2 separate regions of the Homo sapiens genome follow, and region 2 is linked to region 1. A link is a loop called in an ENCODE intact Hi-C map of the cell type or tissue named here. Cell type or tissue: IMR-90. All regions are shown on one strand. Links, peaks and the distances in the headings refer to the core of each region. The heading gives the core; the rest is flanking DNA.

Region 1 (15,252 bases), core at 4,646-12,645:
CAGGGTGTATATATAGTCATGGCCTTTTTTTACACACGTGGAGGAAGGCCTCGTACTCACTGTTTTGCTCCATGTGAGGCCCGTGGTGTGGTGTTCCTTGATGTATGCTTGAAGTTCACTCCAAATGTTCAAATATGACTTCACCCAATCCACATGACGCAAATCACTTTGTTGTGAAAGAGGGTTGAAGAAAGCAGAGTTAGGATCTAAAATAAAATTTTAAAAAAATTGTGGGGGCACATGGTTATCTAGTGACTAGGGGCCCTGGAGCCCGGAGCAATCGTCCTTGCAACCCAGGCACCGTGAAGGGCTTCAGAAGGGAACCCTGGGAGGAAGCTGGCCCAGTACTCTCCTGAGGGGAGGCGGCAGGTGGCCGGATGCCCTGAGCTCCGGGTATGGAGCAGAGGTACCACAGAGAGGGGACCCGACAGAGCTAAGCTGACTTGAGTAGGGTGTCCTTGCACTGTCCCAGTCAGCCCTCACGTGACGGGGGCGTGGAGGGGAGACTGTTTCTTTCTGCACTGCTTCTGATGCAAAATGAGAGACAATATACTCCCAGGAATGAGAATGGTATTAAAAAGAAAAAAAAAGTCATTGGGTTCATTTTCTAATAATTCTGTTGAATTATTTGGTTAAAAGTATAACCAAATTGGAGAATTTTAGCCATTATGACTGACAAAGAAGTTGGTATAGGAAGAAAATTGATCTCTTACAAACAGGTAACACCCCTTACTTCTAAAGGGACATTTACTTAAATTCCCTTAATTTAATACTTTGAATGACAATACAAACCAGGCAAGGCATCACCAGTATTTTTATCTCTATTTTATTGAACCAAGGGCTAGTAAAATGCTTACCTTTTATAATGGGATTAACATACAAGATTGAAAGAATTGTTAGAAATATTAAACTTATAGATAGGTAAAAATAGTTGCATTTCCTTTCGGCAATTTTTACCTATAATATATTTTTTCTCACTTATAGAAGTCAAGGTAAATGCAAAAATAATGACATTTGAGTTAAGAAAAATTTAATTATGTTCCTGGGCCATTAATCTGAAGATAATCATGAATGGAAATCTCTATTATTAAAGCTCTTGTAATAATGACTTGTCTCTAGACATATTTTGTTTTCCTTGAAAAGCCCTAAAGTACCACCAGCATGTTTAGAATCCTATTGTATTAAGGCATGCCATTTAGAAGGAGTGAAATTGGGAACTGAAGTCACAATTATTCACTCCACAAATAGAAAAAATGTGAGTGTGGTTTTGTTCTACATTTTTAGATGTACTGATATATTCATCAAATGTATGAAAAATCTCATTGTCGCTTTACCTCACCTTCACAGTCAAAACTCAAAAACTAAGTGTAGCTCCAACGGTCTCTCTTGTTAGTTTCCTAAGTCTGTAGGGTCTTATAAGGGTCTTAGTACAGTGCCTAGCACATAGGAAGCAGTATACACATAGCTATTATTAGAGCATGAACATTACTTCAATATAAATGTACACACATATGTCTATGTTTATATGTGTATGTACATACAACACACATGTATGTTTGTGGACATTATAGAAATAGCATGTTGACATTCAATATACTTTCTTCTCTTTTTTTTTTTTAGAGACAGGGTCTTGCTCTGTCACCCAGGCTGGAGTGCAATGGTGAGATCATAGCTTGCTGTAGCCTCAACCTCCTGGGCTCAAGTGATCCTCCCACCTCAGCCTTCCAAGTAGCTGGGACTACAGCTACATGTGCGCCACCATGCCCAGATAATTTTTAAATTTTTTTGTAGGGATGGAGGTCTCACTATGTTGCCCAGGCTGGTCTCGAACTCCTGGCCTCAAGGTATCTTCCCTCCTCAGCCTCCCAAAGAGCTGGGATTACAGGCATGAGCCACCATGTCTGATTCAGTATATTTTCCATTAAAAAATTTAACAGTGGATGAAATTCAAGTCTATATGGGCAAATTCTTTTTTTTTTTTAACCAATGCAGTATTATTTTGACTTGAAGAACGTTCTAGCAAAACTTGTAATAAGGACTAAGAGTATGGTGCCCTTTTACCTGAAATCAGTCTTTAAGGGGTAACAAATTGAGCAGGACCCAAATACACATTAGGAGCTGCAAACCTATCTTCAGTTTTCATATACTCTGGAAGAAGCTATGGTAGGGGAATGTGAATTTTAATGATTATGACTCAGAGAGACCACACCTCTATAAAGCTAAAATAAATGACTTGCTGTATTCATATATTGAAAGAACCAGGCCGGGCGGGGTGGCTTACGCCTATAATCTCAGTACTTTCGGAGGCCAAGGTGAGTAGATCATTTGCGGTTAGGAGTTTGAGACCAGCCTGACCAACATGGCGAAACTCCGTCTCCACTAAAAATGCAAAAAAATTAGCTGGGTGTGGTGGTGCATGCCTGTAGTCCCAGCTACTCAGGAGGCTGAGGCAGGAGAACTGCTTGAACCCGGGAGGCAGAGATTGCAGTGAGCTGAGATCGTGTCACTGCACTCCAGCCTAGGTGACAGAGCGAGACTCTGTATCAAAAAAAATAAAAAAGAAAGAGAAAAACAGCCAATGAGCAGTCAAGCTGGTGGTAAGCGTTGCACAGATACAGATTTCACTGCTCACAGTCCTGTTTAAACCTCAAGGAAGTCTGCCTTTCTACTCCTCTACCTACGGTCCTACTGCCCAGTGGGCAGCAGTGACGCACAAATGACTGCGACACAGAGACGGCACCACGGGCTTGAGTCCACCGGTAAATGGGTGTTGCATGGTGTGGAGTATGCTGCTTAGTCCGCTTTCAGAAGCTCAAGGGTGACCTGGGAGTGCTTTGACTACTCCTAGCAGTAAAACGAATGCATTTGCACTTCCAGCTGCATTTCTTCGGCTTCTTGTACAGTCTTGAGGTAGTCCACTGAGCTTAACTGAGTCATCTTTGGTACTACTGGAAGTACATTTTCTACTTAATTGCTAGAGTTAACACTGAGGGGCAAATACTGAACCCTCTTTGTGAACAAAAAGCATGTAGAAAAGCCCAACCCTTTTGACTATGCTGCTACCTGGGGAGAACCCCTCACACCCACAGCCCCAACATATACTCAAGGAGGGACTGGGAGAAGGACAGGAGCTGATGAACTGAGATACTAATTAAAATAGTCTCCAAGGGTGGAAGGTAAAAAGGCAGAAACCTAGGTAGTGCTTGAGCTGTCCTGAACTGGCATGTGTAGGTGTGTGTCTGTATATCTGGAACAAAAGAAGTCACCATGGGTGTATGTTCATGCTGTCATATGATATCCAGGTTTGGGAATTGAAACTTGCTCTTTTCTGAAATGTTATTTTTATGTCAGAAGAACAGACCATCTTGCATTTCTGATGCCTTTCTCATGCGTGCCGCACAGTTCTAAAGTCTCTAATACAACACGGCAACATTTGGAGGCATATCATTGGGCACAATTGCCTTGATGCAAAAAGTCTGTAACTGAGCACAACTGTTTTAACCAAAGTTTTCTCGGGGTGGGCAGAGCCCCTAAGAGGAAAAGAGGCGCACTGAAGACCCTGGAATTCGGCGTTCTGTCTGCTAAAGCTCCTCTTCCCAAAAGCAACATGGAACGACTAAATTCTGTGAGGGGAATACAATGGCTGTTTGTTTTTCTTTTTGTTTTTTGAAATAAAACAGCTTTATTGAAATACAATTCACATCCCATACACTTCAACCATTTCCAGTGTGCAATTCCATAGTTTAGCTCAGCAGAGTTATCACTCAGTTGAGCAATCACCACCACAATCAATTTTAGAACATAATTCATCACCCCCCAAAAGAAACCCTACACCCATTAGCAATTACTCCCCAAAAGGGAATCATTACTAAAAACTTAAACTAAAAACTTAAAAAAAAACTTAAATTTTAAAAAGTTTAAGTTTTCCCTAAATTTCTCCAGCCCTAGGCAACTGTTAATCTACTTTCTCTTTCTATAGATTTGACTATCCTGGAATTTCACATAAATGTAATCATACAATATGTAGTCTTTGTGCCTGGCTTCTTTCACTTAGCACAATATTTTCAAGGTTCATCCATGCTGCTGCCCGAATAAAAGAATGAAGTATCAATACTTCATTCTTTTTTTTTATGGCCAAATAATATTCTATTGTGTGGATATACCATGTTTTATTTATCCATTCATGAGCTGATGAACATTTGGGTTGTTCTCATCTATTGGCTATTATGAATAATGCTGCAATGAATATTGTGTACAAGATTTTGGGTGAACATATGTTTTCAGTTCTTTTGGAAATACACCTAGGAGTGGAATTGCTGGATATGGCTCCTTTTTTTTTTGAGATGGAGTCTCACTTTGTCACCCAGGCTGGAGTGCAGTGGCACAATCTCAGCTCACTGCAACCTCCGCCTCCCGGGTTCAAGTGATTCTCCTGCCTCAGCCTCCTGAGTAGCTGGGATTACAGGTGCCCACCACCACGCTCGGCTTTTTGTATTTTTAGTAGAGACAGGGTTTCACCATGTTGGCCAGGCTGGTCATGAACTCCTGACCTCAAGTGATCCACCTGTCTCAGCCTTCCACAGTGCTGGGATTACAGGAGTGAGCCACCACACCTGGTCTGCTTTTTATAGTAAAAAAATATTGTTACATAGTTCTTAACTTGAGGGATGGATGTATAGGTATTTTTTTATATTGTAATCCTTAACATCTCGTGTGTATTTTATAAATATTCTTTTGTATCTACTCAATATTTTTAAAAATAAAAAAATCTACAAAAAAAGTGATGAAAATTTTGAATATGTAATATTAATTAATGGCCTGGAAGTATACTAGGTATTTATTTATGTATTTTATGCAATTTTTCTATATTCCATATAAAATTTGTCTTATATTGTTGTAGACCCTTTTCTTCTGGTTCTAATTTTCAGATCTGCATTAGTAAAATAAAGGAGTGAATTGAGGCCAGGCACAGTGGCTCATGCCTACAATCCCAACACTTTGGGAGGCTGAGGTGGGCGGATCACGAGGTCAAGAGATTGAGACCATCTGGCCAATATGGTGAAACTCCGTCTCTACTAAATATACAAAAATTAGCTGGGCGTGGTGGTGCGCACCTATAGTCCCAGCTACTTGGGAGGCTGAGGCAGGAGAATCGCTTGAACCCGGGAGGCAGAGGTTGCAGTGAGCCAAGATGCCAAGATCGCACCACTGTACTCCAGCCTGGCAACAGAGTGAGACTCCATCTCAAAAAAAAAAAAAGAAGGTGAATTGAAGCAATAATCCAATAATGCAGGTTCTTTAATTTCCTTCCACCTGAACAGTCTGGGTCAACACATGAGACGTCCCCAGGTGCCTCTGCATTTGCTGACCAATGGTCACTTCTGTTGCTGCCATCTAAGAGCTCAGAGGGAGATCCACTCTTGAGTCCAGGGCCAGAAGCAGGTAGAACCTTGTTGCTCTTATATTTGCCTCATCCCTTCCCTTAGTTCCTAGGCACCAGCCACATCACATTTAGCCAGCTGTTTAGAGTACAAGGCACGACCTTATCAGAGGGGTTGGAATCTCATGATATCCTTTAAATAGTTTAGGACACATTTTCCTGGATATTTCTTCAGCTCTGCCATGTCTCCGTTTGGGCCTATTTTCTATTCTGACTCCAGTTTAAGTTACTCTGGGATCTATTACTTGTGCTGTCGAACGCAAGGTCCTTTCACGCTGGTTCACCAGGCAAAGCCCCTTGGTTTAGACTCATCTATACTTTCAGCAGCACTCTGAATGGCTGCTAGTCTTCCAGGTGTCTCTGCGTACACCCCAGTTGTATTTCATATTAACTGAGTCTCTGGTTTCCTTCTCACTGCTCTGGTTTGTTGTTTCACCTCATTTCTGTTCTTGATTCACACTTCATTTCCTGATTCCTCCTCTCTTCTATAGCTCACCCTCCAACTCTACTTTGATGCATGTAAAGGTTCTGTACCATATAGGGTTGTTCCATCACCAAGCTCTCTGATTATTGTGGGAATACATAAGATAGTGACATGCATTCAAGTGGGGAGAGTTTATTCATTATGAGAGAACTGAGGCAGACTTTCTAAAACCCATATATTATCTGGATAATTGATTCCACTTTCCACTTGACTTTATCTGCAAAGATTAGATTTTCCTTTAAAGTTTATAGTACATTAGTGTAGAGCCTTGGAAAGGAATCAGTAGTTAACTGGACTGAGTTTTAGGGACAAATGTCTAACAAGTAATCAACTGAAAATTTGGTGAGTAAAGGAAGGTACGTACCTGTGTTTGTAGTCCTTTAAGACCCTGTTAGTGTAAAAGGTGGCAGCGTCATTCATCTCCTTGACATAAGGACCAGGTTTGGGAGACTGAGAAAACAGGACCGTCACCCAAGCATAGAAGGAAAAAAAAATAGGATAAGAAAGAAAATGCCTTAAAGAAGAAGAAAAGCAATGGAGACGCGTGGACTTGAAAGTGGGAGGCACATGTTGCTCTGTAAAGGTTGATAAAAACACTTTCTACAGTATCTCAGAACAGAAAGCTTGAACTTTAAACAGGGTAGGAGAAAGTGGATGCATTCAGCCCAGGAAGAAGCTTCCTTCAGTGCAAGGAGCGTGAAGGTAGCTAAGCTACTAGTTCTCCTAAATACTCCAAACGTGTGATGAGGTGAAGAGGCAACATTGCACCTGGACTCACCACAGCTATCCATCCAAGGGCAGGGATGCTTTCGCTGACGGCCGAAAGATGATTAAACATGTTACTCCCCCGGTTTCTCTCTCTGAAAGTTTGGATTTCCTGAATCTTTTCCGATATGGGTTTCAGAAGTGCGGCCACGTCATTCTGTAAGCAGTCAAACATCGGGGGCTTTTACTACAGACAGAGCAGACGCATAGCACCTCTATCCATGTTGGCCTAAGCAGGAGAATTCAGGACCTGCCGTCTGTTAAGGGGTCTAAAAGAAACATATAATCATCTTTGAGAACAGCATGCATTTGTTCTTGGTTATGGTAATGCCGTGCTTTTACTGTCTGAAGTATGAAAATTGCAGATATTTTTAACATTATTAATGCTGTGGCTTGAGATGTGGAAAAAACCCAGCAGTATGGCACAGCCCCCATTTTGAAGACTCCTTCATGGAAGACAGTGAAATTGAGTGTTGATCATTTATATTTCAAATGGCAAATAGATCACACACTGCAATAATCCTGGTATAAATTTGGGTAAGACCGGAAGGTTAGTAAAATGACTTCATCCTATTCCTGTGGAAAATGCTTTGGGAGAGGCTTCCTGGTTTCACCACAGTTGCCATAATCCATGTGAAAAAGTGGAAATCTTTCACTGAGGCCTCCCCCGCAACCCTTTTTTTTTTTTGAGATGGAGTCTCACTCTGTCCCAGGCTGGAGTGCAGTGGCGCGATATTGGCTCACTGCGACCTCCGCCTCCCAGGTTCAAGCAATTCTCCTGCCTCAGCCTCCTGAGTAGCTGGGACAACGGGTGGCTGCCACCACGCCCAGATAATTTTATTTTTAGCAGAGGTGGGGTTGGCCAGGTTGGTCTTGAACTCCTGACCTCAAATGATCCACCCACCTCGGCCTCCCAAAGTACTGGGATTACAGCTGTGAGCCACCACACCCAGCCCTTTTTAAGAAAATGTGATGGCTTATCATATTTACAGTGACTTTAGTCTTTGTTGGCATTCTACATTGTCCCCAGTCCACTTCGCCTATGGCTACAGGTCACACTCAATTCTGCTAATTCAGCAACCGACTTCTCCATTCATACAAAAATAACTTTCAGAATTAGATGAGCTGGCTGGGCGTGGTGGCTCATACCTGTAATTCCAACATTTTGGGAGGCTTAGGCGGGAAGATCGCTTGGGGCCAGGAGTTCAAGACCAGCCCAGACAACACAGCAAGACCCCACTTCTACAAAAAAAAATGTGAAAAATGAAGTGGCTGTGGTGGTGTGCTCCTGTAGTTCCAGCTACTCAGGAGACTCCAATCCTGGGAGAGTTAGAATTACCCAGGAATTTGAGATGCAGTGAGCTGTGACTCACCACTGTACTCCAGCCTGGTGCCAGAGTGAGACTCTGTCTGAAAAAATATGTAAATAAGTAAAAATAAGAAATGAAAAACAAAATGACATGAGCTGAGTTATAAAGTATCTCGGAGCTAGATTCTCCAGAATACCACAGTTGCTTTAAACATCTCCTCATCTACATCCTTAGCATTCTCTAATTTCTCTAGGTGTGTTGAAAAGCAGATACAAGGTTGTTTATCAGATTTTTGTGTGTGCTCCAAAGAAACAGCAAAGGTCCTGTACTTCAGCTCTGTGGAAGCAGTTAAAGAGCTTTAAGCAGTATTTTAGTAAATCTTGTTTGCAGGAGGTAAAATAGAAAAGCTCCTTACAGCTCTTTAATTTCTGAGATTTCAGAGCAATGGTTCCCAGCCTTGGCTACATATTAGAACCACCTTGGGGTTTTTAAAAACCACTAAGGCCTGGGTTCCACCCCTAGCAATTCTGATTTAACGGGTCCGGGGGTGGCCTGGGTGAGGGCAGGGCGATTGTTTAAGCTTCCCAGGTGATTTCAATCATTGCTGCAGCGGTGGCTTCACACCCCAGAGGGCAGTCATTTCTGCCACGGACAGCAAACTATTAGGAAATAAATTATGTGCAGCTGCGGTAGCTTTTAGACTTTACCTCTCCTTCTAAACCCCTTTATATACCCTCCTCTGAAAAGAATGTTGAATGTAAGGGCTTTGGAATTAGAATGGCCTTGGTTCAAACAGCTTTGGTGCCTATGGGGCCTTGAGCAAATTACTTAATCAGATCCTTAGTTTCCTCATCTATAAATCAGAGAGAATACCTACCACCTACAGGCTACAGGAGATACTGCATTTTAAAGCCCTGGCACATGGGAGGTACACAATAAATAGAAGTAATTATTATTATTTCCATGATGCAGTTAACTCATACCAGAGGTAAAAAGGATGTTGTCCCCTGTAATATGTGATATTCATTTGTTTAAAATAAATATGCATTCAAGATATGAGAAGCTCCAAACAGACATCTATATAGATTAACAGGATTTTAGGATTCCAGGAGTCTAAACTGGGTCACCTAGTTCAGCTTTTTGACAAATCCAATAGAATAGGTCACAATTAATATTTAAAAATCATGAAAATAGATTAGAATAGAAAATATCAGAGGGCATTCACATGTAATAAGGATGGATATTTTGGTATTAAACACTTGTTTTGGTTATGAAGTGTGTGTGTGTGTGTTTGTGTGTGTACTGGGTTGCCAAATAAAATGTATTTCTTTTTATGGATCTAGCCTAAAAGTTTGAGAAACATGGCCGTAATCCAATTCTCCTATTTTACATATGGAATACGAGCTCAGAGAGGTTAATTGACTATGTCAAGACCAGCTAGCAATGATTAGTGGAGCTGGAACTGGAAGCTAGGTCTTCGGGGAGGCCCTGAGACAATTCTCGATACTGGGTGCTGAGAAAAATATGGTTAGTTCTCTACATACAGGTTTCTTCTCTACCAATAAGACTAGGGAAAGGTGTTAGAAGAGATTAAGAGCAAAGGTTCTAGAATGAGACTTCTTGGGTTCAAATCCTTGCTCCACAGTGTACTCAGCTCTGGGACTTTACACCAATTACCACACTTGTCCAAGATTCCCTTGTCCCATCTGCAAGCTAGGGTTGACAACAGTACCTGCTTCACAGGTATGTTAGGAGGAGTAAATGAGAGAACATGTCATGCTTGGTAAAGGGTCAGGTATACTGTGGGTGCACAACAGGTGGCTGGTTTTCTCCAAGGTATCTGCCAGTTACAAAGCCTCTGATTGGCCGAGTTCACTGACTAGCTCTTTCCCATCCCTTATATGCAAACACAAGGAGAGTGGTTTCCTAACTGACATATGCTGAGGGACAGAGGCACACTTCTGTTTGGGGGAAACAAAGAAATACAGGGAAAGAAAGCAAAGTGCTCTCAAGGTTCCCAGTGGACTTTTTAGCTATCCATTACTGAAGGAGGGGAAAAACAAAAACATTTGCTGCAGAAGCTAGTCAGCTCTTGTGGAAAAGCCATGAATATCTTCCTGTCTCCTCTCTTTCCCTTCTGACAACTACAAAGCAAAGGGCTTATGGATTTGGTGAAAAGACCTTGAATCAGAGTTGTTAGGGACTGCACTCTGTGCACCTGCCCCCCAACCAAATTCATATGCTAAAGCCTTAACCCCCAGTACCATATTTGGAGAAAGGATCTTAAATATGGTGGGAATGCAACCATATTTGAAGATAGGGTCTTTAAAGAAATGATTAAATTAAAATGAGGTCATTAGGGTGGGCTTCAATCCAATATGACTGGTGTCTTTTTTTTTTTTTTTTTTTTTGAGATAGAGTTTTGCTCTTGTCGCCTAGGCTGGAGTGCACCGGCACGATCTTGGCTCACTGCAACCTCCACCTTCCAGGTTCAAGCAATTCTCCTGCCTCAGCCTCCCAAGTAGCTGGGATTACAGACACACGCCACCACACCCAGCTAATTTTTGTATTGTTAGAAGAGACGGGGTTTTGGTTTCGCCATGTTGGCCAGGCTGGTCTCAACCTGTGATCTGCCCGCCTCGGCCTCCCAAAGTATTGGTATTACAGGTGTGAGCTATGGCACCCGGCCTGACTGGTGTCTTTATAAGAAGAGGAGATGAAGACAGAGACACACACAGAGGAGGCGTGGGGAGAGACCAACCCTGCCGTCACCTTGATCCTGGACTTCCAGCCTCCAGAACTGTGAGGAATTTCTGTTGTTTCTAATCTACCTGTCTGTGGTACTTTGTTAGGGCAGCCCTAGCAAACCAATGCAGGGGTAATGGCAGTTCAGGGACTCCTTACCTCCAAATTCTCAACAATAGAACAAACAAAAACCCCTCTAAACACTCCTGGCCCCAAATACAATTATGTCATGCTTGTTTGTTAATGGCTGCCAAAAATCAGTTTTAAATACCCTCCCTGGAGCTTCATTCTTTAGAAAGCAAACATCTCCTTCTTTGGGGGATTGTTTTCAGTCCAAATACAACACCTGATCAAAGGTGTGGCATCAGTTTCCCCAGAAGGCAGCTGATTTTTAATGATGGCAGAACTACTAAAAAAAGCTTCCTAATTTTCTCCAACAATTTGCTAAGTCATAATGTTCTTAATGTAATGACATTTTTGAGAAAGGCCAGAATATCTGTATTGTTGATGATACCTGGCCCACTGCCCCAAGGGGAAAAAGAACCAGAAACTGTATATTTATAACATTAGAGAGATTTATTAAGGCCATCTTTGTTTATCTCTAACTTCCCTAGAACAAACTCTAAAGTCTGAGGAGACAGAGTCTTCTGGAAGATACTTTATATTGGTTATCTGATGAAAGCATCATAAAGATTGAGAAAGTTTTCTTTTGCTTTAGCTTGGCAATTATGTGAAGAATTGTCATCATTAAAAAAAAAAGCAATGTTGACAGAACTAAGTACAACAGCTATTTGCACAACTCTAATAAACATTAGTGCTTTTATTCTGTGCCAATAGATTTCTCCTGTACTTTAAAGAAGTCTTATCTTCACCAGTTCATCCTGACTTTCAAGGCAGGAATCAAAAATAGAAGAGAACATTAGAGTGATGGTGTGACTTCCATCAAAGCTGGAGCTGGTTGTGTGGGATGTCAGACGAAAAGTCAATGGGGGGTCTATGAGAGGTACTTCAACTTGTTTCAGTATTAAGCGTATATTAGGCACACTCAATCAATACAGGCTGATTTGCATTGATGTCAATTAAAATTACATAAGGGTTTTCCACTAAAGAAGGAGCTCATCTAAGAGGTGTCCTGGTTTTCTGTCAAGGGAGTGCATTGGTGGTAGCTCCCCAGATATGTCTAGCAGCTAGTGTGCTTTGCAATGACTTTTACATAGATGTCACTCAGATTACTTTTTGTTAACGTCTCACTGAGGTTTCTTTGATTCTCAATAATTTCTCAGAATTCAGGTGAAGATGAGCTGAACCTGCTCCCTGGCCTTCCCCTAGTTTCTGTGGCTTGTGACAGAAGGTGGAAAGGACCAACATGGAAGAGATGCATGAACAAACTGCATGTTTTCAGCAAACGTTTCCAAGGGTTATCTTAGCTGGATGCGACTGTACTTTGGAAGAGTATTTTAGGACTCCATGTCTTTATGACCCTAGCTTCTGCTTTAAAGTTGAAGAACTGAGTCCTGTTATCAGCTTCATCTCTGTTTGGCTCCCAAAGTAAGGGAATTGTTTTGCAAAAGTAAGATGAGTTTTATCAGCAAGCTTTGTAGAAACTTTACCCAAAAAGGAAAACCAGATTCCCACTCAGGCTGTTTTGTAAGAGACGGCACAAACTCTGGGAGTTTGACCTCAAAGATGTATCACTGAGCAAAACAAAATAGGCCTGTTATTTCTGGAACCCATGGTTCTCATGTAGTTCTGTATCAGGTGGAAAATGGTTCAGTCATTGTTACTTCTTTTTAACGAATTTCTTTTTCTGATTATAAAAATCAATATATGCTCTTCGTGAAACACTGAAAAATACAGACGTAAAACATAAGTAAACAATAAACATTCTGCATTCCACCACATGGAAAAAAAGTAGTGCTAAAAGTTGGTGTTCATTTTTTTTCCCGTAGATGTAATTATTCATTGCTTCTCGGCCTTTTGGCTAAGATCAAGTGTAGATGTAATTACTGGAGATATTTTCAGAAATAATAATAATTACTTTTTAAGTAATGGCGATTCAAACCATAAGAATGATTCTAAGAGTTTAATTCAAACAGTTCAATGAAAACAAACAAGCACACAAATAAAATCCCATCAGTACGTTCCTGGCGTGTATTGTGAGAACTCTATCATTTGAGAAAGAATGATTTCAAGGTAATGACATTTGCATTACCACTACAACTCAAACTTAAAAGCATTAAAGTAAAATTTTGAAAAAGGTTTGGGTTCCACCTACATTTAAAATTCCAAGAAAGCTCATATCAAGCAGTATGTATTAGTAAACCACACTACCAAATATTAATCATTATTACTTTGGCTTATGTGTTTTTGTGTAAAGTTTCACTAGTTTATTCCATTTGGATGCATGTGTGTATGTGTGTGAGTGCACAGCACAGAAAATGTATGGAAAGATATACATCAAAAAGTGTCAACATAGAACTGTTATTTAATTTTATTGGCTTATCTATATATTCTAAATCTTCTAACATGTACATACATTTCCTTTGCAATTAAGGGAAAAGTTTTAAAACATTTTAACCAGTTTCACACCTTCAAAAGTAGAAAATATTTCACATAGGGGCTGTTAAGTTTGCATGTGTCACAAAATATTAAACCTCCTTCCAATCAGGGAAGAAGCTTTAGGAAAACACATTCGGAAGTTGCCAGAATAAATTATACAGGTGAAGAAGAATAAAGTTTTCTCAAGCAAAGGTTATCCAAATCAGGAACAGTATTTCGGGAGGCTGAGGCAGGAGAATCGCTTGAACCCGGGAGGCGGAGCTTGCAGTAAGCCGAGATCGTGCCACTGCACTCCAGCCTGGCAACACAGCAAGACTCCGTCTCCAAATATATATATATATATATATATATATATATATATATATATATATTTGGACACACACATATATATTTGGACACATTCTAATAATTGAAGCAATTATTTTCACCATTTAAAGTCAGCAGCAATTTTTTACAAATCAGAAATGTTCAACTGAGTTAACTTTTGCTTTGGTGCAATTGTAGGTATTTCCCTAGGCTAGCTCCCTTCTTGTTGAGTCCCATTAAATAAAAATTTTTTACTGTCCAGGAACATTTTGGAGATTTCAGAATACGTCCATGGAGATATTTTCAAAAACACTTGTACAATTTAAACAATTTAAAATGTTTGCAAAACCTAGTGAGCACCACTCATGTACATGATTTTACAACAGTTGCCATTATATTGAATAATAACAGATTCCTTGGGAAATATTTTTACATCTTTATAAGACTTGATGGTTCATATATATTCCTTATTTTAGGGTTGCTAAACTTTATGTTCCTTATATTCCTTATATACTATATTTGCTTTTATTTATTTATTTATTTATTTATTTATTTATGACAGGGTCTCACTCTGTCACCCAGGCTGGAGTGCAGTGGTGCAATCTTGGCTCACTGCAACCTCAATCTCCCAGGCTCAAGAGATCCTCCAGCCTCACCCTCCCAGGTGGCTGGAACCACAGGCATGTGCCACCAGCCCTGGCTAAGTTTTTGATTTTTTGAGGAGACTGGGTCTCCGTATGTTGTGCCCAGGCTGGTCTTGAACTCCTGGGCTCAAGCAATCCTCCCACCCCAGCCTCTCAAAGTCTGGGATTACAGGCGTGAGCCACCGTGCCGGAGCTATATTTGCTTATATTATCTAAAAATCATTCTTCAAGAATATAAAACCTGGTGACTTGGTCTTTCAGAGGATGCATTGCTTTGGATAGTTACGTTGTCGTGGTATCTCAGGGAGAAGCTTTTTAACATGCATAAACTCCTACTTTAATTTTTTTTTTTTTTTTTTTTTTGAGATGGAGTCTTGCTCTGTCACCCAGGCTGGAGTGCAATGGCATGATCTCAGCTCACTGCAACGTCCACCTTCTGGGTTCAAGCGATTCTCCTGCCTCAGCCTCCTGAGTTGCTGGGATTACAGGCGTGTGCCACCACGCCTGGCTAATTTTTGTATTTTTAGTAGAGACGGGGTTTCACCATGTTGGCCAGGCTGGTTTCAAACTCCTGACCTCAAATGATCTGCCCGGTTCAGCCTCTAAAATTGCTGGGATTACAGGCGTGAGCCACCACTTTAAAGCCCTTATTTTAATTTTTAATGCTAATCTTTCAACAATCTCATTGGCACATTTTTTTTTTCAGTAATAGTTTTTGTTTTTAAAGCAAGCTGGCCGGGCGTGGTGGCTCACGCCTGTAATCACAGCACTTTGGGAGGCCGAGGAGGGCGGATCACGAGGTCAGGAGATTGAGACCATCCTGGCTAACACAGTGAAACCCCACCTCTACTAAAGATACAAAAAAATTATCTGGGCGTGGTGGCGGGCGCCTGTAATCCCAGCTAATCAGGAGGCTGAGGCAGGAGAATGGCGTGAACCCAGGAGGCGGAGCTTGCGGTGAGCAGAGATCGTGCCACTGCACTCCAGCCTGGGCGACAG
Region 2 (15,252 bases), core at 4,544-12,543, 340 kb after region 1:
ACCATGTCAACCCAAATAGAGAACAAAATCAAATAAAGGACCCAAATGCCTTTATCCCTGCAGAGCGAGTGTTTTGATTTGTGAGGCAGACACGCTGGTTGCCCACCCCCATGCCCACTTCCCAACTATTCTTTCTGCTTGTTTGCTAATGGAGCGGTGGTTTTGATTGAATGACGATGTGCCTCACCAAAGAGGGGATAAATTACTATGGGCTTCACCAGTTTGGGCAATCCTGCTCTCCATTGGCAGTGACTGGACTAGGGGTGGGTAGTGAGTTGTAAGGGGAAACCTGCTCAGAGACTGATGGGAAAGATTTTCTTACTAATAACAGAGTTCGTTCCTGCTCTGGATGCTGTTGTGTGAGAGTGTGCTGCTGCAGCCAGATTGTGACCAGGAGTGGCAGTTCTGGAGAACCCCAGAGGTGCTGTCCTTGTGTCCTGGTGCTGCTGAACCATGGAACACATTCTGAAACTCCCTACCTCAAGACATCTTATAATGGAGGACAATGAAACGTCTTATGGCTCAAATCTCCACTGGCCTGGTATTCTGTTACTTGCAACTAAACATGCTTAACTGAGCACATTAAGTACAAACAGAACTAAAGGATGTTAGTAGGATTAGGTTCAACCATGATGTACAGAAATCCCAAAACAGCAGTGTGTCAAAGGAGATAGAAGTTTGTTTCTCTCTCATATGAGAGTCTGGAAGCAAATCCAGTTGATGTAGTCATCAAATGCTCATTCTAGCTTGTTAATCAGCAGCCCGTGGCCTCTTTCTCCAAGGTCACCTGTAGTCTATGTTGGTTGCTCCAGTTCTAGCCACCATCTTTTTTTTCATTCATCAAGAAGGAACAAAGGGAAGAAGGGGCACAGGCATGTGGCTTACGTCAACATGTCCAAGAAATAAAGGTCTTCAGGGATCAGACCCAGATATCTGGTGTATCTACAGGTTTCTGCATAAGGTATTGAAGGAGGTTCTCCCCACTTCAGAGGCACCCATGGTGTGTCCTTTTGGGAGTACTGACCAGAGGCAGTGTCTGCCTGGCAGGTTGGTACGTGGTGGGAGCCACAGCAAGAAGCTCAGTCCCCTCATTTCTCATGCAAGCAGGGTCAGTAGAGTGTGGATGTGAATAAGTGCTGGTGAAATACCCTAGGGTGGAGGCTTGATGTGGGAAAGGGGAGCAGGAGGCCCCAGAGGGAAGCGACTGCAGAATCACGATCATCAGTGTGGCTTCTTTATGCCTCCAGGTCAGCATGAACTGGGAAATGGAGGCCACGCAACTATGTGGTCTGAGTTATAATTGATAAAGACCAGGCCAGGCATGGTCGCTCATGCCTGTAATCCCAGCACTTTGGGAGGCTGAGGCGGGTGGATCAGTTGAGGTCAGGAGTTCAATACCAGCCTAGCCAAGATGTCAACACCCTTCTCTACTAAAAATACAAAAATTAGCCTGGTAGTGTGCACCTGTAATCCCAGCTACTGGGGAAGTTGAGGCATGAGAATCACTTGAACCCAGGAGGCAGAGGTTTCAGTGAGCTAATATCACACCACTGCACTCCAGCCTGGGCAAGACAGTGAGACCCTGTCTCAAAAAATGAATGATAAAGATGGAGGAATGAGGACAGGAACACAAAGAGGTAGTGAAAGACATGAGCACTGTCAACTTTCCAGCTGCTCTGAGCTCACCCTACTTCCAAAATTAACCCCAATTCTTAGAGGGGTCCTGACAAGGGCGTGGCTGAGGCTGAGATGGTTTCCCTGGTCACTAGAAGATAGCTAAGGAAGCAGAGGCCTAGGGCCAAACTCTCTGGACTGTTACAGTTCAACTCCCTGAGCAGATGAGACATAGCAGACAAAAACAGAGCCCGGTTTGAAGCTGGCCCTTTGGTTCCTTAGTTCTTTGGTCAAGTTACTTAACCTCACTCCACTTCAGAGGAGCACCTCTCTGTGGCAGAACGGGGTTTTCTTTTGCCCTCCCAATTCTTCTCCCCTCTCCTTGACCATCTTCAGTCTAGGTGCTGAATGGGTGCACAAGAAGACAGAGAAAAGACCAAAGCTTTGTTTGGATAACCGATTGAAGTTTTGCTGTGAACGGTGGTTATGTTAGCAAGAGGAGGTTTTTTCCTGTAGATGCTCCATGCTGGGGATGCTTCTTCTTGGACCCAATAAAGGCTTGGCAAGGCCTTCTCAGGACATACAGAACTGACACTCAGAACACTGAGGATCTCACGGTGCCCCTCCTGTCTACAAGGGGCAACCAACTCCCATGGGGGGAGAACATAGGGGAGAAAGGGCCAGAAGGATCCTGAGTGAGGGGGCCAGAGGATGAGACCAGAAAGAGAAGGATCACTCAGATGCATCTTAGCCGACAAGCTGAAAGGTTCTCAATCGGAAAAGAAATGTTTTGCATCATCTTCTTGCCATCTTTTTTCTTTTTTGGTAGTGGACTATTCTTGTACATTCTTGCATATGTTTGTGAATTTAACGAAGGGTTTGCATATCTCAGAGGGAACTGAATGAGCTAATGTATCCAAAGCACTAAGCACAGTGCCTGGCACATGGTGAGCAACCAACAAGTGTCAGTTACTGTATTTCTTTCTTTCTTTCTCTTTTTGAGGCAGATTCTCTCCCTGTCACCCAGGATGGAGTGCAGTAGCACGATCTCGATTCACTGCAGCTTCTGCCTCCTGGGTTCAAGCGATTCTCATGCCTCAGCCTCCTGAGTAGCTGGAATTACAAGCACATGACACCATGCCCAGCTAAGTTACTGTATCTGGAGTGGAAGAGATCATGGTTCTCATCTCAGTCCTGTGAACTACATGGCCTCAATGCTTATCTGGGACTTTGTTTCCTTACCTGTATACTGAGGACTTTGAGTGAGGGGATCTCTAAGGTCTGTTTTAGCTCTCATGGCTTTGTGTGATTGGGATGCAGGGCTAGGAAGATGGTGGGGGAATATATACAGCCAAGATGAGGAAAGCATTTTTGACATGATCTTGCCTGATGGGAATCAGTTGGGTGGGTTGGTGGCAGGAGCTCTCGGGGGAACTGAGTTCTTGCTCTGAAGTCCCTCTAAAGGCACCCAAATCCTAACCTGGAGAATCCCAGGGTGAATGTTTCTTCTTGTTCAGAAGGGAAGCTGTGTCTAGTCCTCAAATATTCCCCCCATATAGGACATTCTACCAACTGAGGATTTGTTTTTAAGGATCCTCTTTAAAAATGGAAATGTTTTGGGGAAATGGTGGTATCATCCTTTTTTTTTTTTTTTTTTTTTTTTGCCTCGGCCACCTGAGTAGGTGGGATTACCGGCATGCGCTACTACGCCCAGGTAATTTTTGTATTTTTAGTAGAGATGAGGTTTCACCATGTTGGCCAGGATGGTCTTGGTCTCCTGACCTCATGATCTGCCCGCCTTGGCCTCCCAAAGTGCTGGAATTACAGGCGTAAGCCACCCCGCTGGCGTTTTTTTTTTTTTTTTTTTTTTTTTTTTTTGAGATGGAGTTTTGCTCTTGTTGCCTAGGCTGGAGTGCAGTGGCAGATATCAGCTCACTGCAGCCTCCGCTTCCTGGGTTCAATCGATTCTCGTGCCTCAGCCTCCCGAGTAGCTGGGATTACAAGCACGTGTCACCACGCCTGGCTAATTTTGTATTTTCAGTAGAGCCGGGATTTCTCCACGTTGGTCAGGCTGGTCTCGGACTCCCGACCTCAGGTGATCCGCCTGCCTCAGCCTCCCAGAGTGCTGGGATTACAGATGTGAGCCACCGCACCCGGTCACTATCATCTTTTCTAATAAGAACTGGTTCAGGCTGGGCGCAGTGGCTCACGCCTGTAATCCCAGCACTTTGGAAGGCTGTGGTGGGTGGATCACCAGGTCAGGAGTTTGAGATCAGCCTGGCTAACATGGCGAAAACTAGTCTCTACTAAAACTACAAAAATTAGCCGGGTGTGGTGGCAGGCTCCTGTGATCCCAGCTGCTCGGGAGGCTGAGGCAGGAGAATCGCTTGAACCCGGGAGGCAGAGATTGTAGTGAGCCGAGATCGCACCATTGCACTCCAGCCTGGGCGACAGAGCGAGACTCTGTCTCAAAAAAACAAAAACAAAAACAGAAACAAAACAGACGTTTATTCTCTCACAGTTCTGGAGGCTAGAACTCCAAAATTAAGGTGTCAGCAGAGCCAAGCTCCCCATGAAGGCTTTAGAGAAGAATCCTTCTTTGCCTCTTCCTAGCTTCTGGTGGCCCCAGCACTCCGCAACTTGTGGCAGCCTCCCTCTGATCTCTGCCTTTCTCTTCGCATGGCTTCCTTCGCTGTCCATGTCTGTCTGTGTCTTCTTCTCTTGTAATAAGCACATCAGTCATTAGATTTACAGCCTACCCTAAATCCAGGATAATTTAATCTCGAGGTTCTAGCAAATGCATCTGCAAAGACCCTATTTCCAAACAAGGGCACTTCTGAGGCTCTGGTTGGACGTGAACGGGGGGTGGGACATGATTCAACCCACTATCAGGAGGACCTGGGAAGTGGTGCTGAATGGGGGATGGAACATGCCATCAAGTTAAAGGTTTTCTCTAGAACTGGTCTTCCTCCTCTTCTCTTGCCAGGTAGGGTGTGGCTCCTCCTTTCAGAATATCAGGCTTCAGGGGGCAGGACTGGCACCCGCAGATGTTGACCTAGGGAGCTAAGGTCACTTTCATTGCGTGGAGCTGGAACCAGCGAGCAGGCTCTCCTCCTGGCCCCCTCCCCTGCCCCTTCCCCTTCTCCCTTGCCTGCTTGCTTCCCCTGCAGAGGCACCTGATTCTAAGGAGCTTGTGAAGGCTTCATAGGAATTGGGCCATAGAATGTTTTGAATGTGACAGCCTGGTGTTTGAAGCTTCTGTCTAGGAAAAAAATTACTGGTGGGATTCACTCATGTAAATGGCATTCTTGAATTGTCTAAAAGTTATTGTGAATCACTGACATGACTTGTATGTGATTGGCTCATATACGACCTCTCTACTGAATACTATCTTGAAGATTCTATCTCGATATTCAAAGGCTCAGGTCTCACGGGCACATTAGTGCATCCCCTTTATGGGTAGCTCAGCAAGCCCAGGGGAAGGGTATGAGATTCTTATTAGCATCTGTCCTCAGCCAGGCAGTGTGCTCCTATGCAGATGTGCTGGGTGCTTTCCTTTTATGTAAATGTCTGATCCACAACAGGGCTATCCTCTGACTGCTTTCATCTCCCTCAGATCTTGCAGAGCCCTTTTAAGGTAGGGATCATTTGGCAGCTCTATCAAAGGATTTGGCCTCCTTATATCAAGAACGAAAAATCCTGACATAGCCCTGAAATTCCTTGAGACAAATAGTTCATATATTTTCAGTTCAATGGTGCATTAATCATGAGTTGCTTTTTTTTTCTTTGAATGTGATAAAAGATCAACTCAAATTAGCTTAAGCATATGAAGGGATTTAATAGGATACTGGATTTTCTTATATAATCAAAGGAGGGGTTGAACAAACAACCAGATACCAAGAAGGGTAAGGATGCGGCTCTATCAAGGAAAGACTTTAATGAGAGATGAACGTCATAAGGAAAAGCTTTGTTTTGCTTTTCTCCACCTGAGGACCCCATTGTCACTACAGACTGGCCCAGTTTTTACATCTTGCTGTTCCCACAGTCGAAACAGGACTGACTCACTCTCCCTCTGGTCCCAAGGTAAAATAAAATGCCAGGAAGGGGTGTGATTGGTTCAACCCAGTCAAGGAATTACACTTCTTGATCCAAACACCCTCACATATCAGGAGAAGTTGTTTCTTTTGAACATTTATCAAATTATGTTGAGATCTTTGAGTCTAAGTTATAACCTCTTTTGTCTAATGCAAATCTTGATGATTTTGCTATGTACATGTCTTTTTTTTTCTTTTTTCTTTCTTTTTCTTTTCTTTTTATTTTTTTTTGAGATGGAGTCTCACTCTGTCACCCAGGCTGGAGTGGAGTGGCACGATCTGGGCTCACTACAACCTCTGCCTCCCGTGTTCAAGTTATTTTCCCATCTCAGCCTCCTGAGTAGCTGGGACTACAGGTGTGCACCACCATGCCTGGCTAATTTTTGTATTTTTTGGTATAGACAGGATTTCACCATATTGGTGAAACTCCTGACCTCAAGTGATCCGCCTACCTCAGCTTCTCAAAATGCTGAGATTACAGGAGTGAATCACTGTGCACAGCCTATGTCTTTTTTGAGAAGATCGATGCTTTGAATGTGATGTTGGCTTCCTTTGATAGAACCATCTCAGCAAAAAAAGTCTTCTATTCCAAGTTTGTTAAAATGGGTCACATATTCTGCTTAAAATTCTGTGATAAGTGCTATTTGTAGAGCGTAGTTGGTGTTAGAGATAATCTATAGATTTAGTAAAAACTATAATATTGTGTCTAGCATGAAGAACTATTCTATTGTAAATATACCTTTTATTTGTTGAGGAGCTACAGCTAAGGTTTTAGGGAGGAAAGTTGATAAAAGTAGCTCTGGGCTATATCCTCATATTGTGAAAAATAAGAGTGAGCTGATAGAGTTTGGATGTTGTCCCCTCTAAATCTCATGTTGAATTGTTGTCCCCAGTATTGGAGGAGGAGCCTGGTGGGAGGTGTTTAGGTCATGGGGGAGGTTCCCTCATGGTTTGGTGCTGCTGTGCGTATGATAGTGAGTGAGTTCATGCCTGCTCCCTCTTCACCTTCCACCATGAGTAAAAGCTCCCTGAGGCCTCTCCAGAAGCTGAGCAGAGGCCATTGCCATGTTTGTATGGCCCAGAAAACCACGAACCAATTAAATCTCTTTCCTTTTCTTTCTTTCTTTCTTTTTTTTTTTTTTTTTGAGACAGAGTCTCGCTCTGTTGTCTAGGCTGGAGTGTGGTGGTGTGATCTTGGCTCACCGCAACCTCTGCCTCCTGGGTTCAAGTGATTCTCCTGCCTCAGCCTCCCAAGTAGCTGGGATTACAGGCACCCACCATCATGCTGGGTAATTTTTGTATTTTTAGTAGAGATGGGGTTTCACCGTGTTCACCAGGCTGGTCTCGAACTCCTGATCTCAGGTGATCCACCCACCTTGGCCTCCCAAAGTGTTGAGATTACAGGCGTGAGCCACCGCGCCCGGCCTAAACCTCTTTTCTTTATAAATTACCCAGTCTCGAGTGTTTCTTTATAGCAGTTCAAGAACGGTGTAACACATGAGCATCGAAGCCTGTGTCCTCCTTCAAGAACACAAATGTTGGTTGCAACAGAAAATCGGATCAAATTCTACCATCAAGTTTAGCTTTGTTGCACTTAATCATTATTTAATAGATCAAAATTATTTCCTTATCCTTCTCATTCTCCATTCCTGGTTCCCTAAGGGAGCTAACACTTCATTCAAGAATATTTATTTGCCTCCTTTGAAGGACAAAGACAAAAGCAGGTAAATTAAGCAGGAAACCTAGATCTCTTGCTGGGCTACAGGGCAGTGTGTGAGGCTTAGAGGCAGACAGGCCTGGATTCAAATGAGACTTGGCTACTTAATGTGAGATGCTGAATACAACACTCAACAATGTAAAATTTTAATTTTTTCATTTGCAAAATTGGGATGATAATATCACATGGAATTGTCTGAGTATTAAAGGAGATCAGCCATGTAAAGTGTTTGGCAGGGCATTACTTGCTGAGGGTCCTATTGAGGTCCAACTATAGTCTGACCTCATTCCCTTTTCTGGGTCATCCAAGTTTCTCTTCTTGGTTCCCTTCACTCCCTCAGCACAGGGAGAGACACCCCACACCCAGGTTAGCTACTAGAAGTAAGGCTAACGCCACTTAACCTGCAGCTTCCCTTCTCTCTGTTGTTCTTAGGGGAATAGGAAGTCCTTTTAGCTTGGCTGACCTCATGCAGGGAGAGCTATGAGACAGGGAGAGTCTACCTGTCTAATGTGCCCAGATTATCCTTCAAGGAGAGGTGTTGGTCTTGAGCATTATATTCTCCTTTAAGAGCTAGGACTTGGTAGGTGTCCATTTCTCCTTTCTCTCACCTTCCATATTTAATTGTGTGTTCATTCCAAGTACCTTATTTTCTTTGGCGAATGTTTCTTAGGAAGAGGAAAGAGTGTTCATGTCAGAGCACCAGCACAGATTGGGGGCACTACTCTTTGGAATGAGGGGCTGGCTAATCCCATCCATGGCTGGCTCAGCCCCTAGAGGGTGGCAGGAAAGAGAATCAGCTGGAATCATGTAAACACTCAGGCGCCAATCGCCTCATCCAAGAAACTGCTATGAATGTCAAGTGCATCATATTTGCTGAGGCAGGATCAGAGACCAGCCAAACTCTAGGCCATGCCAGCGGAAGGATGAAATAATACTGTTGTTTCCCCTGCTCATTAACATCTGGTTTTTCTGAGGTGACATTTGTCTTAGTGATCGAGGGAAATAAATATGTCTTTGGCCTTCTCTGGCGCTTCATATCAAGCTTGGTTTTACAACAGAAGAGCCCAGAGTTATTCTAATAGAGTATCTATATCAACATAGATGCCAGAAACAAAAATTCATGAGTCAGGGCCTGCGGTTATGTGAGCATGAACACTGGGTCCTATTTGGCATCTGGGCCTCCAGCATGGTCAAGAATCCTGCCCTTTCCAGGATAGCTGAAGGAATGGCCGTGACCAGCTGCCTCTTGGAAATTCTGATCTAGCTTCCTGAGAATTTGCACAGCCGCTAGGGCAGCAATTTTACCCTGGGACACGCTTCTGAGCTCAACTGTCTTTTTTTTGAATACAGTATATGATTCTAGCTGAGGACTCAACCACCAGGCCCAGGGCCAGCGATGATCCTATTTCCGTTAGGAAGAGTCAGGAACACTTTGCCTTTAATCCTGTCTCAGATAACATTCAAATGCTTTAACCCATAAAAATAAATTCAATTCTTTGAGGTCTAATGTGTGTCTGTGTGTTTATATATAGACGATTGGAGCTATATTTCATTATTGGCCTTAGTAGAAAAAGCAAGGGCTAAATGTCTGTAAGATGAAGCCTATAAAGCCGTTTTACTCATTTATTTATTTTCACTTTTTTTTTTTTTTTTTTTAGAGACAGGGTCAGTCTTGCTCTGTGACCCAGGCTGGAGTGCAGTAGCGTGATCATAGCTCACTGCAGCCTCAAACTCCTGGACTCAAGCCATTTCCCACTTTAACTTCTCTGTAGCTAGGACTACAGGGGTGCACCACCATGCCTGGCTAATTTTTATTTTTAATTTTAGTAGAGACAGGGCCCCCTTGTGTTGCCCAGGCTGGTCTCAAACTCCCAGACTCAAGCAATCCTCCCGCCTCCACCTCCCAAAGCGCTGGGATTTACAGGCATGAGCCACGGCACCCAGCTTCATTTTAAAACCTATAATTATCTTGATAATTTGGGGGGAAATGCATTAAGATTCAGTAAAATAATGAGATAGATTTTTAAAATTCTAAAGACAGTATTTGGATTTATAATTATAAATACCATTCAAGCAGGCCTAACATTCTCAATTAGCAAAACGTAAGAAAACAATTTCTGATGCTTTTGATCCAGATCTTGAATGAAGAGACTTGTCTTCCACAGAATGGGGCTTGGGTTTGTCAGAAGAGATGTTGTAGGGACATTGACTATGGCAAAGCCCATAATTTACGAATTTGTCCAAAGCACCACGTGGTGAATAGGTAAATACTGCTCCAGTACCCCCAGGGAGAAATAATGCAATGAGTTAAATTTCTTAAGAGAAGTCAAGCGAAAACCCTTTTTATCTCTAGTTTTTAAATGGTTTTTCTAATCTGCATGCATATATATATATATATATATATATATATATATATATATATATTTTGTGCCTTAGTAAATATAGCATAGTGAACATAAGCAACCATTTCTTAGGCAAGCCAGAATCTGAAAGTGTTTTAAGGTCATCCTTTAAAAAAAATCAGCGCCCGTATGTGGAAAATCAACCTTGTAGGTTAGTAGTGGCTGAAAGTTCAGAGATATTCACAAACTCAGCGTTTGTTACCTGTGTGTTTTTAACAAGTCTCTGTTTTTATATAGCTTACCCCTTAATGATAAAAACTGCGTGCACAAAAATTTCCTTAAGTTGATGGTACTGGTTGATCAAGTTATAGTTAATAAAAGTAAATGTATACATATATTTATTTAAATAACTATATTTTACTTTTTATAAATATATGTACTATTTAATTATAAATATATATGTTTATATACTTATTTATTTATGATTACTCCCTTTTATAACATTCAGAGTGTGCTTTGTCATTCAAACCTTTTTCTGTCCCCACCACGGGGGTTGTGAGCTGCCCGAGGGCAGCAGTGAACTTGCACAGGGCTTTGTATCCTGAATGCCTAGTTGGGTGCTCCTTATGACTGTGGATTTAAAGCTGTGGTTCTCAACCTTGGCTGCACCTTGGAATCCTCAATCGAGCTTTCACAAACACTGATGCCAAGAAAGCTGGTTTAATTGGTGTATAGAAAGTTCTGGGTATTGGGAATTTTAAGAGTTCCCCAGATGATTCTAATATGCAATCAATGTCGGGAACCACGGATTTCAGGAATCAAGTATCCAGCCGCAGAAGTGGCAGCATCACCTCTCTGAGACGCCAGAGGGCAGACAGGCAGCCAGAAGAAGGCAGTGGGTAACACAAAGGCACTTCTGGATTGGCCTGAAACCACATGGGACGTGCTCACTCCCAGCAGAGCGGCCTGGTGTGATAATAGTGTCATGGGAATTTTTCTGGCCTGCTAGTCACAGGTAGTTGAGATGTGTGAAAGGAAGTGTTTGAAGGTATTAGAAAGCTTCAGAACTTAACTTCTTCTCTGCCATTGGTTTCCAAACTATCACATAAATAATTCACAAAAAGAGACATAAATGAATAAGGAATATATGGAAAATGTTTAGCTTTAGTAGTAATCATTTCAGTGCAAATCAACATTAAAATTATTTTAATGATATTGAGGGTTCACAGGGATAGAGTGAAATTGGTCTTCAATTGACAGAATCCATTGGGCAGCATGGATCAAGAACTATAAAAATGTTCTTATCCTTTGACTCCATAATTCCTTTCTGAGAGTCTATTATAAGGAAACAATTCACAATATGGGAAAACCTACTTGGAAAAAGATGTTCATCATGGTTATTGCTAACAGTGCAATATCAGAAGCAGTCAAAGTATTAAACAACATGAGAAAAATTAAAAAAAATTATATATATATATATATATATATATATATATACACACACATACATATATACACGTATTTTGAGACAGAGTCTTGCTCTGTCACCCAGGCTGGAAGTGCAGTGGTGCATTCTTGGCTCACTGCAACCTCTGCCTCCCAGACTCAAGCAATCCTCCTGCCTTAGCCTCCCAAGTAACTGGAACTACAGGTGTGTGCCACCATGCCTGGCTAATTTTTGTATCTTTTATGTACAGATGGGGTTTCTCCATGCTGCCCAGGCTGATCTTGAACTCCTGGGCTCCAGTGATCCGCCTGCCTCAGCCTCCCAAAGTGTTGGGATTACAGGCATGAGCCATCACACCCAGCCTAAAAATATACATTATATCCATTGGGTGGAATATTATGCAGCAATTATGACAATAGATAGAAATGAAAATTGTGTTATTCACAGAAATGTTTATGCTCATTATGATACAGTGCTGTTTGTAAACTATTACTTCAATTGGGTTTTTGAAAAGGCCACTTGAGATATCTTCAATCCCAAAGTACTCCTCTCCTGGAAGGAATGCTGTTACGGTGCACCACACATTTGCTTTCTTTTTTTTTTTTTTTTTTTTGAGACGGAGTCTCGCTCTGTCGCCCAGGCTGGAGTGCAGTGGCGGGATCTCGGCTCACTGCAAGCTCCGCCTCCCGGGTTCACGCCATTCTCCTGCCTCAGCCTCCCAAGTAGCTGGGACTACAGGCGCCCGCCACTACGCCCGGCTAATTTTTTGTATTTTTTTAAGTAGAGACGGGGTTTCACCGTTTTAGCCGGGATGGTCTCGATCTCCTGACCTCGTGATCCGCCCGCCTCGGCCTCCCAAAGTGCTGGGATTACAGGCGTGAGCCACCGCGCCCGGCCCACACATTTGCTTTCTATGTTGGCTGGCCTCTCATAGCTTCAGGTCTTTCATCTAAAGCACCTATCCTTGGAAATAGCTGCTGGTCCTTTTCATCAGAGGTTGCCATGGGTACAGACATTTTTTCTTTTTTAACTAACTATCTTGCACGCCTTTAAAGAGCCAGATATCAATGAGAGGGAAAGGCAATTAAATACAGTGAAAATTCTTTCTGTATATTGCACACAGGAGAAATGAGAAGCCCATTCCATTCATCTTTTAGGTGATCTATTCCTGGGGTTTCATCCCCTTAATTTGAGATTTCTGGATGTTCTTAAAGAGCCTTGCTGACTACCTTAACGAGCAAGTTGAGGGTAGAGCTTGTTACCGACAGATCAGAATCTCCAGCTTGAGTAATGCTAAAAATAATCAAACAGGAAATGGGTGTACAGAGGGGGAATTGCTACAAAATGAATAAGAATTATCTTGAAAATTCATCTGTGAGAATTCCAGGACTTGTATGGATACTGGAGCTTTGGGGTTTCTTCCAAACAGTTATGCATGAGAAAGCAAATCTGTTGCTCAATACAGAGGCTGCGGTTCATTTTCCTGCTAGTGAACATAGGCAATGCCTTTGGATTCTACAGCGAGCTGTGCCACAACCAGGTAATTAACACAGAGTGATATAAATACGGATTAAGTTGTGGTATAGTACTTGTCATCTATTAGTAACTTATGATGAAAAGTTATTAAACCATTATTTTTAAATGATGTAGTCCAAGTTATTTTCTACAATGTGGCCTCAGCATATGGTCAAAGTCAGGCTGGATCCAATAGGATTCCTTTCCATCAGAGAGGATGGAAATCACCTTGAACAGATGAGTTGCCACCATCAGAGTGAGGTGACAAAAGTGGCTATTTGAACCTTAAGACTTTCTATTTTATTTATTTACATATTTATTTTTAATTATGGTAAAAAGCATATAACATAAAATTTACCATCTTAGCCATTTTAAGTGTACGGTCGTGTTCAGTATGTTCACATTGCTGTGCAAAGGATCTCCAGAACCCTTTTCATCTTGCAAAATGAAACTTTGTACCATTAAACAACTCCCCATTTCCCCCTCCCCAGCCCCTGGCAATCCTCCTTCTACTTTCTGTCTCTATTAATTTGACTACTCAGGGTACTTTAGATCAGTGGAATCATATGATGTTTGTCTTTTTGTGACTGGCTTGTTTCACTTAGCACAATGTCTTCAAGGTTCATCCAGGTAGTGACATGTGTCAGAATTTCCTTTTTTTTTTTTTTAAGAATAATAGACATAAGACTGTTTCTGACACTTATTTTCTCTCTCCTACAAATATGCTCAATGATTCCGTCTTGTGATTAAAAAAATAACAAAAATAATAATAATCCCCTCTTTTTCTCAGACAAGCAGCTCTCCAACTTCTGTTTTCCTTTTTATTCATCCTGCGTAAGCCCTACCTTTACTCTTTGGGATCTGTTTTTCTTTTTCTTTTATTTCTTTCTTTCTTTTTTTTTTTTTTTGAAATTGAAGCAGAGTCTTGCTCTGTCACCCAGGCTGGAGTGCAGTGGCATGATCTTGGCTCACTGTAGCCTCCATTTCCTGGGCTTAAGCGATTCTCCCACTTCAGCCTCCCAAGTAGCTGGGACCACAGGTGTGCATCACCACGCCCAGCTAATTTTTTGTATTTCTGGTGGAGATGGGGTTTCATCATGTTGGCCAGGCTGGTCTTGTACTCCTGGCCTCATGTGATCTGCCCACCTTGGCCTCCCAAAGTGCTGGGATTACAGGTGTGAACTACCACGCCTAGCCTGGGATCTGGTTTCTGTCTCACCACCCCTCCAAATCTCTTTCCTCCAAGAGTGTTAGACTTTTCTGGAATAAAACAATTATTTTTTGAAATAAAGTGCCCCTGTTGCATGATGCATGCACAGGAAATTATTTCTTGATTATGTTTTCTTCCAGATGTGGTTCTTTGTCTACCTTTTGCATGCTCTCTTCTTTTCACCTTTAATTTTCTTTTCGCTTAGTTTTCTTTTTGGCCTTAGAATCCCTGTAGAGCAGACAGAAATTACTCATAAATAGACAGCTCTGCTCAGATGTCTAATTGCTGTCATGTAGCATAATGCATTCTTCTTGACATATTCCCTACTGTATTTTGAGACTGGTTAGTTTATTGTGTGTTTCCAGTTTTAAGGCTAGGTGTTGCTTTTAGTTTATTTTTATGTGAAGCCAAGCTGGGGCTAATGTCTGAGCCTGGAGGATGTGAGTTCTGAAAGATCTTTGAGGCCAGGCACAGTAGCTCATGCCTATAATCCCAGTACTTTGGAAGGACAAGGCAGAGGAGGACCACTTGAGGCCAGGAATATGAGACCAGCCTGGGCAAATAGTGAGACCCCATCTCTACAAAAAAATACATACATAAATAAGGAAAAGAAAGTTCTTGGAAATTATGTCAAATTCAAAGGGCCCACTTGATTCAGCAAGTTGCGTGAGGTTAGGCTCATTACCCCAGCCCAGCATGGTGTCTTGGAGGGTGGGAAACCTTGGTGTCCTTTCTAGCATTTTTCAAAGTTCCCTAGGGAGAGAAGGGCTTCTAATCTGAGGGGCCTATCTATATTTTTTCACAGGGATGCTGTGTTTGTCCATTTGTGTTGCTGTAAAGGAACACCTGAGACTGGGTAATTTATTAAAAAAGAAAAGAGGTTTATTTGGCTCATGGTTCTACAGGCTGTATAAGCATGGCACTCAAATCTCGGATTCTGGTGAGGCCTCAGGAAGCTTTTAGTTATGGCAGAAGGAAAGGAGAGCCAGTGTGTCACGTGGCAAGAGAAGGGGCAAGAGAGACACCAGGCTCTTTTCTTTCTTTCTTTTTCTTTTGCATTTGTTGAGAGAGTCTCACTGTGTCACCCAGGCTGGAATGTAGTGGCTGTTCTTGGCTCACTGCAACCTCTGCCTCCTGGGTTCAAGCAGAATGGCAAAACATCTCAAACCATATGAGATGCCAATCCTCCCTTGGTCTACTTCTCCGGAAATTGGCAGGTATTATGAGTGAGATGGCTCAAGATTTTATTGACTAACCTTCTTCCATCGTGGTGTTTCTGGGGAGGAGAAAGCAGGCAGAAGCCACACCATATT

The links. A loop is a pair of places that touch in the nucleus more often than their neighbours do. Peaks named below come from ENCODE experiments on the same cell type or tissue, not always from the same donor. Only the 100,000 strongest peaks of a DNase experiment are listed, where the experiment ranks them.
Region 2: a loop joins it to region 1, with 12 times the contacts of the local background. A loop is called at or near these places in 2 of 110 quality-filtered maps.

The regions. Positions count from the first base shown.
Region 1 is chr6:17,498,763-17,514,014 of GRCh38, reverse strand. CAP2 (cyclase associated actin cytoskeleton regulatory protein 2) reads right to left here. Exons shown (of 13, transcript NM_006366.3): 5 at 6,703-6,846; 6 at 6,289-6,374; 7 at 61-166. It overlaps LOC101928491 (a long non-coding RNA gene), which reads left to right and starts at 2,750. Exons shown (of 4, transcript NR_110855.1): 1 at 2,750-2,910; 2 at 5,322-5,442; 3 at 10,667-10,801; 4 at 12,028-12,655. In IMR-90, for the core only: a CTCF peak has its summit at 8,887; a DNase peak (open chromatin) is centred at 8,034.
Region 2 is chr6:17,162,939-17,178,190 of GRCh38, reverse strand. No RefSeq gene overlaps it. Among named protein-coding and RNA genes, the nearest start is that of STMND1, 69 kb to the right of the region's middle. In IMR-90, for the core only: a CTCF peak has its summit at 10,627 (motif pointing right); a DNase peak (open chromatin) is centred at 8,810.